Regions from separate parts of the Mus musculus genome. Here region 2 is linked to region 1. Evidence: chromatin contacts called from ENCODE Hi-C data. All regions are on one chromosome and are shown on one strand. Each heading gives the region's core, a stretch centred on a gene start or an enhancer-like site at or near the end of the contact. The rest is flanking DNA. Distances are from core to core; before and after follow the strand shown.

What was found. Hi-C counts contacts between places; a loop is a spot of excess contacts on that map.
Region 2: a loop to region 1 is called in a map of T-helper 1 cell, with 5 times the contacts of the local background. The contact joins the enhancer-like site here to the promoter of Wrn in region 1. A Hi-C loop is called at or near these places in 2 of 37 maps with a recorded cell type or tissue (T-helper 1 cell and T-helper 17 cell).

Annotation. Positions count from the first base shown.
Region 1 is chr8:33,381,458-33,388,170 of GRCm38, reverse strand. It overlaps Wrn (Werner syndrome RecQ like helicase), which reads left to right and starts at 2,644. Exons shown (of 34, transcript NM_011721.4): 1 at 2,644-2,829. It overlaps Purg (purine-rich element binding protein G), which reads right to left and starts at 2,329. Exons shown (of 2, transcript NM_001382855.1): 1 at 2,108-2,329; 2 at 1-1,841. The coding sequence starts at 1,835. The coding sequence ends at 783.
Region 2 is chr8:34,121,236-34,127,948 of GRCm38, reverse strand. It overlaps Mboat4 (membrane bound O-acyltransferase domain containing 4), which reads right to left. Exons shown (of 3, transcript NM_001126314.2): 3 at 2,764-4,194. The coding sequence ends at 3,231. Among named protein-coding and RNA genes, the nearest start is that of Gm39158, 3.8 kb to the right of the region's middle. Within about 2 kb of position 3,853, at least 1 of the 3 ENCODE cell types and tissues checked has a DNase peak (open chromatin) inside an H3K27ac peak, as active enhancers do.

The DNA.
Region 1 (6,713 bases), core at 1,395-3,894:
TCAATGAAATATATAGAATAGGAAACAGAAGATTAGATTGCAATTAGCTAGAATAATGAATTAAAACTCTTCCGTGGCTTTGATATGGCAACTAAAACTGTAGGGTTACCACAAAATTTGAAATTATAGAATTCTGTATATAGTAGTAACTGCTAAGGAATATGACATTGTATTTCAAAGGTCTAATTGTCTAATAATATTTGTATTTTAGTGGTACTAGTTAATACTCAGTTACCCAATGAGAATATATTCCTACTAGTACTTTCATAAAGAAATATACTACACTTGAGGTCAATCTCTGTTTCTGTGGTAATGGTCCTACAGGTAAACTTTGCAACTTTTTAACAAAGTACGAACTTTTAACAAAGTATGGGACTTTCTTTGGGGGTGGGATTTGTTAAATAGAAATTCACACTTTTGTATTAAGTCTATGTATCATCATTTTCAAGATTCTGTCATAGTGCAATGTAAATCTTAAGTTATCGTGATTAAAGGTCAGAATGTCACACTCTGTGCTGATCTGCATACTTCAATAGTCTGGAGCAGTTGAAGCAGCTAAACTATTTGGCTCTGGGGAGGTTGGAATTCCCATGAGAATTATAGTGATCTATGTATAACATAACATGAGAATCAGACTCCTTTTAAGTATAAACTATTAGAGGTATTACTAATAACAGAGGGCCCAAAAGAGGAGAAACTTCTTCAAATGATCATGATTACGGATCAGTACGTTTAGCCAATTACTGATTTCTAAATTCTGCCTGCTGGAGTTCAATTTCACGCTAGTCCAGGCATTCTTGTTCTTCACCACTGGCCCGACGGCCATCCATTCTCTTTTCCTTATGGCTGTTGCAAATTTTCCTCATCTCTTCTTCATACTTGATAAAATTCTCCCCAAACCTTGTCCAAGCTTTGAACGGAACAGTAATAGTATTACGGTAAGGCGGTCTCACCTCACTTACCTTCAGGAAAATTCCATATTTATTAGAGCCCACATCAAAGTAGAACCTTTTATTGTCCACTCTGAAAGAGGTCCCCTCTGGGAGTTCAAGTGGGTCGTCGTCTCCACACCTTCGTTCTTCTATGTCTCCTTCGCCGTAGTCTTCAATCAGCTGAACCAAGGCATCACGAAATTCAATCATACCTTGTGCTGGGAGGACAATAGTCTGATCCTGGCCCAAACTGTGGCCAAAGTAACCGATCATGCCAGTGCCCCGCATCATGGTTTGTCTAATCCTTAGGAAGCGACCTCGTTGGTTTTCCTTTAGGTCCAGGTAGTATTTCCTATTGTCCCTCTCTATATAGTCCGTTTTGAGGACACTGTGAGGATGCTCTTCTGACCCCACTGACACCGGTGGGGAGGGTGCAGAGTGCTTCTGCCGCCTCCTGGAGACTTGCTCTTTGCTCTGGCCATGCTCCTGTCTGTGGCCTTTCAGGCCCAGATGGGCATAGTGCTCGATGAAGTCGCCTAGACAGTCCTTCAGCTCTGCTGCTACCGACAGGGAGAGGGTCAGTTTACTCTTTCTGATATTGTCCTGCCGGCCTCTCCCTATCCAGACTTCGGCTATCTTTAGGAAGCGGCCCCGGGAGCTCTGCTTCACGTCTAGGTAAAACCTCTTTTTCTGGATGTCCACACGTTTGGAGGCTAGCTCCTGGATTTCGGATGTGCCCCCAGACTGATTAGGGGTGGCTGACGCGGAGTAGTGGGGGTAGTGAGAATGCTGGGCCTGGGGATAGAGTCTACTCTTGCTTAGGCCAGGGCCCCCTACATTCTTGCCTCCGCGGCCACGGCCGCCGCCGCTGCCGCCGCCTCCCCTTCGCCTGGCTCTTTCCATCTTCAGCTGCAAGTGACAAACAGACACACGGGGTGGGATGGGGGAGGGGTGTTGAGAACAATCGCAGACGCCCCTGGGTCCGCACTGCCCCCGCTGCCGCCGCCCGGAACCCCTACTCTGGCCCGGCTCTCGCGCTCCGGCCTCGGCCGGCTCCGCACCGCGCACACAGCATCCCCTCTGCCGCCCCAGGCCTCCCGCTCCGATTCCCGTACGCTGCCAGCCGCCCAGCTCCGGCTCGGCAGCCCCGGGGGTCCCAGCCAGCCGACACTCACATCATCTCCGTCACCGATGCCCTTCACGACCACCGCCGCCGCCGCCGCCAGCTCTCGGCCCCTCCGCCGCCGCCCCCCGCCTCCTTCCCCGCCGCCGCCGCCGCCGCCGCGCGCTCTGCCCCCCGCCGGAGCAGCGGGGCAGGGGCATCGCCTGCGGCGCCCACCGCCGCCGCCGCGCCTCCTGCGGCCGCTGCCTGGATTCGGGCACCGGCCCGACGCCGCGGGGAGGGCGGGAGGGAGGCGGGGAGCTGCCTGAGGGGCCGGGCTTGGGACCCCGCCTCCCCAGCCGCGCTAGCGGAAAGACGGGGGACTCGGGCTCTGCCTCCGGGCGCGCCCTGACGGCAGACAGCGCGCGGGGACCCGGCGTGCGAGAGAGCCGGCAGGAGAGGTGGCGGGAGGGTTGTGATTTCCCGCGACTCACCCGCACCTGCGTTGAGACTACATTTCCCAGCGTGCCCAGCGGCCGTCAGCTCTGAGCATGCGTGCTGCGCGGGGTGGCTGCGGTGGGTGGGAGGGCGGCGCGGCTGGGAGAGGTTGGGCGGGGCCGCGGGCGGAGTGCAGGGAAGGGCAGTCGCCAGACCAGAAGTGCACCGAGGCGCCCGTTGGTATAAAGTTAGTAAATGTGAGGCCTCTCTCGATGCCTGGGTCCTGGGCTTTGGTTCTCAGTCCTCCATAAATCATCCTGCTGGAGGAGAAGACCCTTAGATCTGGCTCTTCTCAGGGTAACGTGCCTTCCCCGCTTTTGCCTCTCCCCTTTGCGTACCCTGGGCTATATCTACGCATCTCGGACGCTTGTTTCTCTCTCCCACGAGGCTTTCTCTTGGGGTTGTGTTGGGGAGATTCTTGGAAAGGGAGCCTTGCCTCCTTTCTCCTTCAGATCCCCTGGAAAGGGGCCTCGGAGCCACAGGCCTCCTCTGGTCCCGTCAGTGGGCTTTCCCGCCTCTTCCGCCCCAGCTGCTGTTTATAGCGCTTCGGAGGCAGAGGTAACTGAGTCCGGGGAGGCAACCGACTTTCCACTACTGAGCAAATTGTTTTGGACCTCTTAAGGTTAAGTCATTGTACTAATGAGCATTTGGTCTTGTTGAATATGACTCGTTCTCCCATAGACCTGATATGTAAAAACCTGGAGAGCAAAAAACTCTTTAGGATGCTAATCCAGAGTCCCCAAATAACAAATTTCAGCCTTATTTTTCCCTTTGGTTTTATTGAGACCCGGCTTCTCTTCTGTAGCCCCTCACACTTTTAGCCCAGGCTGTCCTCGAACTCAAGAGAGTACGGCCTACCCTGTCATGCCCTCTTGATCTTTTATTAGAGATTGTATGCAAAGCCTGCGGCGTATAGGGCAGTTTGGTACTCGATGTCGTTGTATACTAGTTGTCCCCTGTGTCTCCTCTTGCTTTGAGGATGGAACCCCAGACTGGGACCACTCACCTGCTTGATACAGCGCTCTTCAATTGAATGGCATCCCAGCTCTGCTAATTCAGCATATAATTGTTGAGCGCTGCTGAGATAACAAAATGAATGAAACAGAAAATTTACCCATTTTTGAGCTCACAATTTAGCGGAAAGAGATACACAAAATGCCAAGTGCAGTATTGACAAAGTGAAAATGAAAGAAAGACGGGTGAGGGCCAGTGGGTGTTGGGAGGTACAATTCCCAATAGGTCCTCACTGTGAAGGAAGTGTCTATGGGACAGGAAAGAAAGTGCAAGCCTGAAGGAGGCTGCTTGGAGTAAGAGTAACCTAGAAAGGCCTTTAGGGTAGAGAAAAGGGGCCTGCTCTTAGAGATCAGAGAGATTATGCAGGATTCATGACTATGTTAGGAATCTGGTGTGTCATCCTGAAGTGTTGGGAAGCTCTGGTCGAGTTTTCAGGGAAACACACACACACACACACACACACACACACACACACACACACACTATAATTTGCCAGTTTAATAATTTTAAGTACAGTTCAGTGATAATAAATTACACTCTGCATGTGCAAATGTCGCCGCTATCTACTGCTACCACGTTCTTTGTTGTTGATTTGGGTTCTTGTTTGTCTGTTTTTGGATGCTGGGCATTGCCCATGCTATAAATACCTATTCTTTTACTGCGCACACCCTAGCCCTACTTCCAGAACTTGCTCTTCATCCTAAGCAGAGACTCTGCAGCCATAAAGCAATAACTCTATGGCCTCCTCTTCCCAGGCCCCAGAAATTTTTGTAATATTTCACTTCTCTTATGAATCCATGCATTTCAGATACTTCATGTAAATAGAGCCATTTGTTCTTTTGCACCTGACAGATGTGGCTCCGTCCATCCAGCAAGGTTTCCTTTTCAAGGCCCATCTATGCTGTTGTTCAGAGCTGAGCTTAATTCCTGTTTTAAGGCTGAATTAGTGAATGAATGGTTCCTTGTGCATATGTGCGATAGTTTGCTTATCTTTTATACTACTGATAGGTTGGTTTCTCCTTTGCCCTGAATGTTGTGTGTATCTGTGTCCCTGCTTTAAAGTTTTTTGATGTATCTCTTTATATGGGACTTTCTGGCTTCTGTGATAAGCTTTTTGAGTAACTGCCGAACTTTCACACAGGAGTAATGCACAAGTGTCTTAGTTTCCCCAAAGCCTTGTCAAAACTTACTCTTTTTTTTTTTTTAAATCCTTTCTTATTGTAATTCTGTTAGTGGGTGACATGGGGTAGTATCTTGTTTGTTTTGCTTTGTATTTGGTATTTGGGCTTTGGTTAATGACTAATGTCATTGAGCAGCTTTTCATGTATTTAATGGCTACACTTCACTGGTAAAGAATGTAACATAGTCCTTTGCCTGTTTTCAAATTTGGGTTTTTAATTTATTCAGTTGTAGGAGCTCTTCATTTGAATATGAAACTGTCATCATATATATATATATGTATGTGTGTGTGTATATATATACACATGTTGCAAGCCATCATGTTTTGTGCTTTTTTTTTTTTTCTTTGTTGGGGGATGCTGAGATACAAACTCTCCTTGAATTTGATCCCCTTCCTTTGCTCGCCAAGTGCTGGGACTCTGGGCATGCTCTACGATGCTGGAACTTTTTCACTTTTCAATAATGTTTCACACAGTGCGAAATTTTGATGATGCTCAGCTTATTATCTGTATATGTTAATATATTAAATCTATTACCATTTCCAAAGGCACACATTTTTCATCTATTCTCTGATAATTTCATTTTAACCCCCCCTTTAGAAAAACCCCGAAAAGGTTTAGCTGTTATATTTGAGTTGATCTTTGTATTCAGTTTGAGTTAAGGGTCTAACTTCCGTTCTTTTCCATGTAGGAAGGCAGCTTATAGTAAGCAAGTCTTTTTTATTTAAACCTTTTTGGTTACATTTATTTTTAGATATTTTGTTAACTGCTGTCGTAAATGGCGTTGCTTTTTTTCAGATGATTCATCTGAAACAAATCCTTTAATATAGCCCCTCATATTATGGTGACTCTCCCATCATAAAGTTATTTTTTGTTGCTACTTCATAACTGTAATTTAGCTACTGCTATGAATCATAGTGCATATCTGAGTATGCAGATGGCCTTAGGCCACCTCTGTGAAAGGGTCGTTCAACTCCCAAAGGGAGTTGAGAACCACTGTTTGAGGAAAAGAATCAATAGAATGAATCTATATTAAACAAGGACACATTAGATTGGCCTATATGCTATAGTCTGGGTATTTCTACCATGGCAGTCTTCTTACTGTAGAGGTGGAGAACTCTGTAGCTGCTCAGAGCAGGAAACTGCATGTTGCAGCAGTCTCAATCCAGTGCTGAAGGCATGGATGATTCTTGGAGAGCCACTGGTCTTCAGTCTGTATTGGAACTCCAAAGAAGCTACAGCTATAAGTGAGGGAAGGTTACAGCAGTGACCTTAGCAGCAACAGGACACATGAACTTTCAGTGTAGATAACCATATCAACAGGGTAACCGAACTCACCAGCGAAACTTGAAGGCGAAGAAGCAAGAGGCAAAGCTTTCCCCCCACATCTTCCTTTATCTGGACACCACTGGAAGGTGCCACCTATAGTTAGATTGGGTCTTCCCACTTCAGATAACCTGATTAAGAAAATACCTTATAGATGTGCCCAGTACCTTATCTCTTGGTTGATTCCAGATCCTGTCAAGTTGACAGTGAAGATTAACTATCAAAGGTGGCCCTTATAAATTCTCTGTCTGGAACTTTCAAAAGCGGCAGTGATAAAAATGGATATTTTAAAGGAAAAGTTGTTTTGCTTGGTGTTTTCCGCAGGGTCATATAATTGCTGTTTATTATGTTGAAGAAATTGCCTTCTGTTATTCATTTTTAAAATCATGAAAAATTGTTAAATTTTATCAGGTATTATCTTTGTAAATTTAGATAAGCATGTTGTTTTTATTCCATTATATTTCTAATGTGAGTTACTATATTGGCCATTTTTCTTATCCTTGTTTTCCTGGGGTTAAATTTCACTCAGTCATGTTATTTAATCTTTTTAAAATTTATTTATTTTTTAATTTTTAAAATTGGGTATGTTATTTAATCTTTAGATTTAAACAGGACCATTCTGGCTATTGTTTTGAGTTGAGGCTATCAGGATGCCCATCGGCT
Region 2 (6,713 bases), core at 2,604-5,103, 740 kb before region 1:
GAAAATGCAGCGCAGACATGGCCACACTCCATCCAGTCCGATAGGGATAACTCCTCAACTGAGATTCCCCTCTCTTCTCCAGGTGACTACTTTGTATCAAGTTGAGAAAACTAGTCAATACAGATTTGGATATATATATATATATATATATATATATATATATTCCAAATTTCCAACTCCAGACCTGCATGGATTAAATGCAGTAGTGATTGACTTCATGTCACAAATAATGCCTTGGTGTCACATTAGGAAAAGAAATAAATGCACTTCCTCTTGGAGTCGCTTAACCAAGCGGGAGTTGGATTTGGATACTCTGTTGCGCTCCATTTCTTCTGTCCTTTGTCTGCCCCATCAGCCTGTATCTGTGCCTGTCCCTGTGTGTTTGCCTATTTTGTCTGCTTCTGTTGTATGTCTGTGTGTCCAGCCCTAACAAAGGGCTTTGCATGTGTGGAAGGAATGTGACAATTTGCAGAAATCTCTAACAGAGCTTAGAAGAAGTCACTGGCTCCAACTTGTTGGGAACAACCAAAAGAAACTTACTCTAAGTACTACTGTTTCAGACTCCATTTAATCATAGGGAGAAACTAAACTAGGACCTACGGGAGCTGGGGACTTCCCAAAAGCTGAACAGCTTCTGTTGTAAGTTCACAGTTGTCTGAGTCCAGACATCTCAGGGTCAACTTTTCCATCTTGCAGGCAGGGTCAAAGTTCTTGTTCCCAGCCCCAGGAACCAACTCCTATCCCTACTGATGGACACTCCCTTGTTCAACTTATGTTAAAATATGATTGGTCAATACCAGAGCCCACACTACTTCCCCCTTGCTTTATGGTTTCATCCTTTAAATATGCTATACAAGGTCCCTTCAGGGTCATAATTAGCTCCTGAGTCTGTTCTTCAGCCCTGATAGATCAAGAGCAGCTTGATTACCATAAACTTTTGACATCTGCATTGACCTGATGTTTGAGTAATATTGGCTGTAGGTTGGATTTAAGCGGACCCCACAACAAAACTGATCTCAACTGAACCAGACAACAAACATCATTGTTTATCAACCAATATATGGATTATTTCAACCTTTATAGTACATTTTAGGAAGTTGCTTTCAATTTCTGTATTTACTGCTGTGGTACTTTGAATAAAAATGTTCCCCATAGGCCCATAGGGTGTGGAACTATTAGGAGGCATGGCCTTGTTGGAGTAAGTGTGGCCTTATTGTAGAAAGTGTGTCACTAGGGGTGGGCTTTGAGATTTCAGAAACTCAAGCCAGACCCAGTGTCATCTTGCTTCCTCTGCCTATGGATCCAGATATAGAACTCTCAACTCCTTCTCCAGCGCCATGTCTGCCTGCATGCCGCCATGCTTCCTGCCATGATGATAATGGACTAAACCTCTGAACCCATAATCCCACCCCCAATTAAATGCTTGTCTTTATAAGAGTTGCCATGGTTTTTCATAGCAATAGAAACCCTAAAGACAGCTGCTTTTAGCAAATGATATACATGCATTATCTGGGTCAAGGGCATGTAAGGGTACATAACATAAGATTACAACTTTTTATTAGCTTAGCTTGTAAAAGATGTTTACATAGGAAGTCCAAGGCAAGTAAGGTTTGTTCTCTGAAAGGCAGGTTAAATAAACAGCACAAGTACAGAGCAGGATAGCCGACTTTAGTCTTCAGTGACCTCAAGGTGTAGTATTAGCTCGGCTGTGAGGTCCAGCAGAAAGTCCAGTCTTGTAGGGTGCTAAGAGTTGTTTTCAGAACTGAGATGATTACATAGACTAAATTTTTCAAGCTATGGCAAGGGCTGAGTATCTAGTTTGTTATAGCATGGTTGAGTTTGTCAGTTTTGCTTCCTGTCAGGCATACTTTTTGTTTTCTGGTCTGAGTCTCTGTTTGACCCTCTGCAAGGTCAAAGGCTATGTAGTAGCCACCAGCCTCAGACTTGCAGATTTTCCTGTCTAGGATTCCAGAGTCCTGGGATTTCAGTGTTGTGCCACCTTGCCTGACTTATTAGGGTTGAATGTTTCCTAGAGGTATGTGTGTTGGAGGCCTGGTCCCCAGGGTGGCAGTGTTGACAGACAGCAAAACCTTTAAGAGATGGACCCCCAATGGAGTCCTGTCACTCAAAGAGTTGAAGATAGTTTTCATGAGATGTATTTTTCCTAAGAGGAGTGTTAAAGAAAATAATATTGGTCCAGACAGCTCTCTGGTTTACTCCAAGATTTGAGCCATTGTCCCTGTTCGCACTTCTGCTATGATGTGACAGCATCCACCATCAGGGATCAACAGAAGCCAAACCATCAGACTTTGCACTTCTAACTCTGAGACCTAAATAAACATCCTTTCCTTCATAAGTCTGCCTGTCTCTAACATTTCATTATGGCAATAAGAAGTCATTCATACCAGATTGCAATACTTCACATCCCAGAATCAACTGGGCCCAATGGGTACTAAGCATTTAATTTCTGTGCATATAACATCTTCATGCGGTTCACAGTAGTTTGATGTTTTGGTTTTGTTTTTTAAATCTGGTAGTGAGGCTCAAACCCCAGCCCTCCCATCTGCTGGGCAGACACTCACTGAATCACGCCCTCTACTCACACCTGATGTTTTTATATCCAGGCTCATTTCAACCTCACTTCCACATCTAGAGAAGTCCCTGTGCTTCTCCAATTTGTACCTCAGTAACAATAGAATAGCTTGTTAATGCACAAGTCTTAATTACTGTTCCCCTGCTGTAATGAGACACCACGGCCACAGAAACTTTTATAAAGGAAATCATTTAATTGGGGCTGACTTATAATTCCAGGGGTTTAGTCCATTATCATCATGGCAGGAAGCATGGCGGCATGCAGGCAGACATGGTGCTGGAGGAGCTAAGAGTTCTATATCCAGATCGGCAAGCTACAGGGAAAGACGCTAAACTAGGACTGGGCTTTTGAAACTTCAAAGCCTAGTGACACACTTCCTCCGATGAAGCCACACCTCCTAGTCCTTTCAAGTAGTGTCACCCTCTAAGCATTTAAATATATAAACATATGGGAGCCATTACTATTCAAACCACCACAGAAGAGAAACACATCTCTGTGGCCAGCCATCAGGTTTATCCATCCAATACTTAAAAACTTTCACTATGAATAGTTTTAAATACATTATTCATCAAGGCATCTTCTGGCATTTCCTAAGCAGTATTTAATGGCTAGGTGAGATGAAGGGCAGGGAAAGATTTCAGTTACGTTTGTCTTTTCTCTCCGCTAACAGAAAAAGCAAAAGACCGTACATCACAGGGAAGAGACTGTTGTAAGAACAGCACAGTTGGCAGAGAGAGGAAAGGCTCCGGCCCTCCACCGCCAGCATGATGTAGGCAATGATGAGTTGGGTATGAGCCCAAGTGAGGGCTCTATAAAGCAGCCGCAGGGGCCAGGATCTGATACATACGTTGGCAAAAGTGTGAATCAGATAATCGGCTTTCACCATTACAGACCAGCACAGGAAGCCGAACACCTGACCTGGGTGGAGCCCGTGCCACCAGGCAGAGAAGGCAAATGTCTGCAGCAGGGGCCAGCGCCGGCTCTTCCGGAAGACGAGCCTCCTGAGCCACAGAGCTGTGCTTCGGTTCCACTGCCTGGCGAACAGGGAGATCCTGTGGGTAGTTTCCAGGGTCCAAATGTCCACGTCGGGGACGTATCCCTCCTCTCCAGGCCCCTGGCCAGCCTCAGCGCCAAAGCCCGCCGCGTGGAGGAGAGAGTCGTCCAGGATCCAATGGGAGTAATAGGTGAGTTTAAAGAGCCAGGCTGTGGACCACATGAGGTAGATGCACTCCAGCCGCTGGCAGTCATCCAGTCCAGCTCCAGCACTCACCGCGCTCCTCAGCGCCACCTTGAGGCACTCCAGCCCGAGAATCTGCAGACCCCTCCAGGTCAGAGCCCGAAAAGAGATACTCGGATACAAAGAGCTTGATCTTTGAACGCAAGCCTGAAACCTCCGGAAGGAACACAGGGAGCCTCCCAGGAGAGCAGGGAAAAAGAGCAAGTAGCTGAAATGAGGTAGAGCATCCCACAGGTGCTCAGAGAAAGAACTCTTGCTCCTGATGCCCCGCCTCGGGGCCTCCACCTTCCCTTCACAAATGTCCAGTGAGAGGGATGTGACTCTCTGCGTCAAGAGCATGAGGGAAGAAAGAGTGATGTAGAACCTGAAAGACATTTAAATAAACATGTATGTGAAGCCACGCCATATTTATTGTCTCACACTTGTTCTCTCGCCTCCAACCTGCCCACAGATCTCATAGCAAATCACGCTCCACAAACACTCTTAGAATCTTTCAGAACCGTGCATTATTCCAGGGCAAAACCACTAATTATCCCAGGCCGGGTATCACACTCCTTTAATCCCAGCATCTCAGCATGCGGAGGCAAAGGCAGTTGGATCTCTGAGTTCGAGGCTAGCATGGTTTTCAGAGCAAGAACTACACAGTCAGAACTACACAGAGAAAACCTTACCCCAACCCATCTGACTCATATTTATGCTGTCATGTGGTTGCTGGGAATTGAACTCAGGACCTCTGGAAGAGCAGTCAGTGCTCTTAGCCATTGAGCTATCTCTCCACCTCCTGGTTATAATATTTTAGAATAGCTTATAAACGGCTGGAGAGATAGCTCAGTGGGCACTTGAGACTGACAACCACAGTTCAATTCCCAGGTCCCACGTGGTTAAAAAAAAAAAGAAAGAAAGAAAAGAAAAGAAAATGAAAATGAAAAAAACCACCTAACTCCCAAAAGTTGCTCTCTGAACTCCATAGGAGTACTGTGTTGTGTACAACAAATCAATCATAAATAAATTAATTAAAAATGTTCCTTTAAAAAGAGAACGGCTTACAAATATTAGGATCAGACCTGGTGTGGTGACACATACTACATTCAAGAGGCTGGGTCAGGAGGAGAGTGAGTTGGTTTGCCTATACTGTAGAGTAATTTCTAGACCATTCCATACATAAAAAAAATAAAAATCAATAAAAAGAAATTAAGACTGGAGACATGGAAGAAGTTTAGAAATAAAATAAATAAGAATTCGTAGTAAAAAGATGATTCCAGGAAGTTGAATTGTTAAACATAAGCCAGGCCCTGATTATAATATTCCGGTGCCTGGGGGTGCACACTGAAAACGCATCAGGGTGAGGAGGAGGAGTAGCACCTAAGCAGGTAACACTTGTTTTCCACCAGTCTTCTGAACTCTCTCCGTGACACCCTTGGAGACTCTGAGATTGCTGAGGACAGCCAGAGAAAATGACAATCACACTATGTATAATGAAGAAGCCAGCACTGTCCCCAGCCATGGCTGTGTCTCCTTCTGACTTAAGGTCATCAGATCCTCTTGCCTGACTTATCTTGAGAGCAGGGTCACCTCCAAATCCAACTTCCCCTCTGTTGCAGGCTGTGTCCCCCTCCCCCACCAAATTCACATCCTTAAGTTCCAAGCCCTAGTGACTCAGAGTGTGAGCATATTTAGAGACAGGGTCTTTAAAGAAGCAATTAAAGGGGCTGGAGAGGGGGCTGGTGAGATGGCTCAGTGGGTAAGAGCACCCGACTGCTCTTCTGAAGGTCCGGAGTTCAAACCCCAGCAACCACATGGTGGCTCACAACCATCTGTAATAAGATCTGACTCCCTTTTCTGGAGTGTCTGAAGACAGCTACAGTGTACTTACATATAATAAATAAATTTAAAAGGGGGGGGGCTGGAGAGATGGTTCAGTGGTTAAGAACACTGACTTCTCTTTCAGAGGTCCTGAGTTCAATTTCCAGCAACTACATGGTGGTTCCAACCATCTGCAATGGGATCAGATGCCCTCTTCTGGTGTGTCTGAAGACAGCTACAGTGTACTCATATACATTAAATCAATTTTTTTTAAAAAGAAGCAATTAAAGAGATGCCATACTGGGCAGACACTCATCCAACATGACTAAAGAGGTAGGACAATCACACATGTGTATGATCAGACACAGACACACACGTGCAATGACCATGTGACAACCCAGAGAAGGCAGCCATCGATTAGCCAAGATGAGAAGCCTCAAAGGCAGCAAGCAGCCACTGTGCCTGTACCATCACTAGCCGCCAAGCTGTGCAGTTCTGCTGCGTGTATCACCCAGTCAGTTGGCTTTGCCATGCCAGTTCTGGCTAGCTAGCAGATACTTTCATTGCACATCTGCACAGAGTTCCTCCCACTCAGAGCCTGTTCAACTGGCCCTTCCGGCCTCTGTCAGGACCTGGCTTCCTACTGCAGTCCTGATTTGTCATGTCCAGAACAGGAATCCTGCCTACTTACTATCTATTCTTTCCCAGAAAGACGAACCTTATGTCAATCTCTATCACGCACCCCAACGAGAGAGAGAGAGAGAGAGAGAGAGAGAGAGAGAGAATGTGTGTATGTGTGTGTGTGTTGTGTATGCATGTGTGAAGGCCAAAGGAGAACATGTATGTACTGCTCAATCGATGCCTGCCTTATTCCCTTGGTATAGAGTCTCTCATTGAACCTGGAACTATGCCAAGGAGTTAGCCCCAGTAATCTCCTGTCATCCCCCTCTCCCAACACATGCAGAGCTGGGGTTACAGCTGCACACATAGTCACATGGCTTTTCTCTGTGTTCCTGAGATTTGAACTCAGGTCCTCGGATTTACACAGCAAGCATTCCCACCCACTGAGCCATCGCTCCA